Linked DNA regions of Homo sapiens: region 2 is linked to region 1. Evidence: read pairs that join two places in POLR2A ChIA-PET (ENCODE). Cell type or tissue: PC-3. All regions are shown on one strand.

Region 1 (2,500 bases):
TCATTCTAGAAACAGAAATCTCCCCACTCCTTTTCATTCCTAAAGGTTTAAAAATAAATCCTCTAGGCTTTTTCCATCCCTCAAGCTGATTTTTCTTACTCTGACATTAATAAATGCTTTCATCAAATGGCACTTGATCAGATGGTTTGTGTGACCTGATAGGGTGACACAGAACCTCTTTTCAAACTGACAGAGTATTCAAAGGCTTTACTCTTTCCAGAAGTAAAGCTGCTTTGTAAATGCCAGATTCTTTTAAAATTGTGTTCCTTGCAACTGCATGTATTATTCATCTGACTGAAGTATCCCACACTGTCAAGGGGGAAAATTGCAAGAAATCCATCTTTGAGCTTTCCTTTGATGCTGTGAGAAGATTCAGAATGAGTGGACTGGAAGATGATTGTATTTTTCCTTTACCTTTTGGTTAAACTGATGATATCTGCCGCATGCTTTATATCACCATGTGACATGTCTCCCAGGAGGATGACCCTGAGAGTTTGAGTCACCCAAGAAAAAAGAAGTAAGTCATGAGATCCAAGTGTCACTGAGGAGTTACCCATGCTGACAAACAGCTACACACATTTCTGTAGCTCTGCCCATAATGCTTTTTGAATGGGGCACCAAGCAACTTACTTGATAAAGTAGTAATAGCAGCAGACGCTGCAAAGTGCCTAGATATGTTCTTCCTAGTACACAATTTACAAGGCCAGGTCTTAAATGAGATAGAATGATACAAAGGTAAGACTGGAAAAGCCTTTACTGGTCATGAATCATAACCTCTTTACCTATCCTGCCATTCTACAGGTGAGAAGACCAGGAAGTTTCAGTGACTTGCCCAGTGGCAAATAATGGCAAAACTAAGACTTACGTCCAGATTTCTAGTTTTAAGCCCTTGTTCTTTCATACACACCATACGGTCACATAAAATGACTTTTAAAATGCTGGCCGACTATTCTAAAGTAGACAGAAAATTATCAAACTACCATAGAAGTGCAATCTATGTGACCTTTGGGAACTGATTCCCATAAGCCAAGAGTGTGATGACTAAGGCATTCAAAAACACGGAGGAGCTGCAGGAAATGGGCTGTGATTCATTTAGTGGGTCCCTGTGACAATCTATTCCCAAGTTGTCTTTATGGTCAGCTAGAAAGTGAGCCAAACCTGGACCCCTCTGCGGTCTCTACAAATCATAGAGTACAGCACAATTTACCCTTCCAAAGTGGGTCCTAGTTGAGCAATAGTTTAGAATTCCTTTCTGATTCAATTTTGGAGAATGACCTCTAACTGACCTAAATTCTCCTGAAGCCTAAAATTGTATGTAGTTTCCATCTTCTTTTGCTACCCTAAATTATGAAGCTCTTCTGCACAGCTGTTTAAAAAGTTGGATTCTATACAGAGTTATCAGGGACTATTTGTACATTAAATGGGTTTTTTTATGTTTAAATATAACCGGCATGCATATGAAGGGTTCAATATCTGTTTATGAGTTCATACAATCAAAACATGTTTTATGAAATGTATTTGATGTTAAATGCCACTTTGTATAAGTGTGTTATTATTTGCCATCAGAAAAAAAGGATGTAAAAATGCCATATGGAAGCAAGAGACTAAATTTTTTTTATAATTATATTTTACTTAATCCCCAAATCGGGGCACCTGGTAAGTAAATATTAATACGTGCAACCTGGACCCCCAAAAGATCCAGATCTCATGATTGTCAGAAACTTGGGGAAACTAAGTTCTCTTAAGAAGATCTATTAGTTCCTCAAAGTCCTTATTGTGGAAATGATTAGAATTCTCTTAATTTTTTCCCTGAGTATTTTTTGAAACTTTTACATCTATTAGACCTTGGTTTTTGCAAATATTTGACAATCTTTCAAATCTAATAGCACATAAAAAGCAATAAACAAACATAGGTTGAATAAGTGAGGAAAGCAGGAGTTTATCTGGTAGACAATAAGAGGGCCAGTGGGGGGCCTTAATATAAGTTTGTTGGGGGACATTTATCCATAGGTAGTTCTTGCATCTGCCTATTTTCTGAACAAAGGTATTGATAGCTTTGTTCCTTATTGTCTTTTCAAGGATGTTTGTATGGTAAATAGCCTTGGAAAAGAGAGAGTGTATGTGTCTCTGTCTAGGGCAGAGGGAAGATTTGTTTTCTCTCCAAGATAATAAAGATAATGTTTCCCTCCAGGATAAAAGTTGGGCAGGTTGACTAGCTGGTCTTTCGGGAGATTGAGATTTTCTTAACCTAGGATTCCTAAGGTGTGACACGTATTTACTATGTGTACAGCATTTCCTCGAGCCATTCTGCATTACCCCCTGGGACTTTGGAGGCAAGGGGGACTAATGGGAACATATAATTATGCCCTCTGTCTCTGACCCAAGGGTCTCATGCCATCTACTAGTATCTATGAAACTGTGGCAAGCTAACATACTAGCTTGAAAGCAGAGTAAAACCTCAGACTTTTCATAGTTCTTATTTACAGGTGATACTAACATT
Region 2 (2,500 bases), 56 kb before region 1:
CATTCATTATGACCAGGTAGGATTTATCCCTGGGATTCAAGTATAGTTCAACATACACAAATCAATCAGTGTGATACATCATATCAACAGGATGAAGGATAAAAACCATATCATCATTTAAATTGATGCTGAAAGAGCATTTGAAAAAATTCAACATTGCTTTGTGATTAAAAAAACTTAAAGAACTGGTATAGAAGGAACATATCTCAACATAATAAAAGCCATATATGATAGACCCACAGTTAGTATTATACTGAATGAGGTAAAACTGAAAGCCTTTCTTCTAAGATCTGGAACATCACAAGGATGCTCACTTTCATCGCTGTTATTCAACATCATACCAGAAGTCCCACCTACAGAAGTCAGACAAGAGAAAGATATAAAGGGCATCCAAATTGCAAAGGAAGAGATCAAATATCCTTGTTGTATCCTAATACAAGATGACGTAATCTTGTATTAGGAAAAACCTAAACAGTCCACAAAATAGCTATTAGAACTGATAAACAAATTCAGTAAAGTGGCAGGATACAAAATCAACATACAAAAATCAGTAACATTTCTATATGTCAACAGCGAATAATGTGAAAAAGAAATTAAAAATGTAATCTCATTTATAATGTGATAATTCCTTACCAAGGAATTAGTAAAATAAGTGGAAGATCTCTATAATGAAAACTATAAAACACCGATGAAAGAAATTGAAGAAGACACAAAAAAATGGAAAATTATTTCATGTTATTGGATTGAAAGAATAAATATTGTTAAAATGTCCATACTACCCAAAGAAATATACAGTTTCAATGCAATCCCTATCAAAATACCAATGGGATTCTTCACAGAACTAGAGAAAACAATCCTAAAATTTCCATAGAACCACAAATGACACAGAATAGCCAAAATGAAGCTAAGCAAAAATAACAAAACTGGAAGAATCACATTACCTGACTTGAAAGTATGCTACAGAGCTATTATAATCCAAACAGCATGGTACTGGTGTAAAAACAGACATACAGACCAATGGAACAGGATAGAGAATGCAGAAAAAAATCCACACACCTACAGTGAACTCATTTTTGACAAAAGTGCCAAGAACATACATTGGGGAAATGACAGTCTCTTCAATAAATAGTGCCAGACTAGATACCCAGATGCAGAATGAAACTAGACCCCTGTCTCTCACCATATTAAAAAATCAAATAAAATGGGTTAAAGATTTAAATCTAATATCTCAAACTATAAAACTACTACAAGAAAACATTGAAGAAAATATCCAGGACATTGGTCTGGACAAAGATTTCTTGAGCAACACCCCACAAGCACAGGCAACCAAGGCAAAAATGAACAAATGGGATCACATCAAGTTAAAAAACTTCTGCACAACAAAGGTTACAATCAACAAATTGAAGAGACAACACACAGAATGGGAGAAAATATTTGTGAACTACCCATCTGAGAAGGGATTAATAACCAGAATATATAAGAACCTCAAATATCTCTATAGGAAAAAAATCTAATAATCCAATTAAAAAATGAGCAAAATATTTGAATAGACATTTCTCAAAATAAGACATATAAATGGCAAACAGGCATATGAAAAGGTGTCCAACAATCATTTATCATCAGAGAAATGCAAATCAAAACTACAATGAGATATCATCTCACCCTAGTTAAAATGGATTACATTCAAAAGACAGGCAATAATAAATTCTGGTAAGGATGTGCAGTAAAGGGAACCCTTGTACACTGTTGGTGGGAATGTAAACTAGTACAACCACTATGCAGAACAGTTTGGAGGTTCCTCAAAAATACTAAAAACTGGCCCAGCGCAGTGGCTTACGCCATTAATCCCAGCACTTTGGGAGTCCGAGGCGGGCAGATCACGAGGTCAAAGATTGAGACCATCCTGGCCAACATGGTGAAACCCTGTCTCTACTAAAAATACAAAAATTAGCTGGGCGTGGTGGCGCATGCCTGTAATCTCAGCTACTCAGCAGGCTGAGGTAGGAGAATCACTTGAACCCGGAGGTGGAGGTTGCAGTGAGCCAAAATCACACCATTGCACTCCAGCCTGGGTGACAAGAGCAAAACTCTGTCTCAAAAACAAAAACAAAACAAACAAAAAAAAAACCTAAAACTAAAAACTGAGCTACCATATGATCCAGCAATCCCACTGATGGGTATATATCTAAAAGAAAGAAAATCAGTCAGTAGAAGAGATATCTGAACCTTTATGTTTGTTGCAGCACTGTTTACAATAGCTAAGATTTGGAAACAACTGAAACATCCATTAACAGATGAATGAATAAAGAAAATGTGGTACATGTACACAATAGAGTAAATAGTCATCTTTAAGAGAGTAAATATTTATCCTTAAAAGAGTAAATATTCATCCTTAAAAGAGAATGAGATCCAGCTATTTGCAGCAACATGAATGGAGCTGGAGATTATTATGTTAAGGGAAAGAAGTCAGGCACAGAAAGACAAACATTGCATGTCTTTA

What was found. ChIA-PET counts read pairs that join two places held together with the same protein. Peaks named below come from ENCODE experiments on the same cell type or tissue, not always from the same donor. Only the 100,000 strongest peaks of a DNase experiment are listed, where the experiment ranks them.
Region 2: POLR2A ChIA-PET joins it to region 1 with 7 read pairs; 3 of 35 experiments call an interaction of 5 or more read pairs at or near these places.

The regions. Positions count from the first base shown.
Region 1 is chr3:106,119,464-106,121,963 of GRCh38, forward strand. No RefSeq gene overlaps it. Among named protein-coding and RNA genes, the nearest start is that of CBLB, 250 kb to the left of the region's middle. In PC-3, no CTCF peak of the experiment used is centred here; DNase peaks (open chromatin) are centred at 1,068 and 2,248; H3K27ac peaks cover 2,409 bases.
Region 2 is chr3:106,063,653-106,066,152 of GRCh38, forward strand. All of the region lies in intron 2 of LOC105374026 (a long non-coding RNA gene), which reads right to left. Among named protein-coding and RNA genes, the nearest start is that of CBLB, 200 kb to the left of the region's middle. In PC-3, no CTCF peak of the experiment used is centred here; no DNase peak of the experiment used is centred here.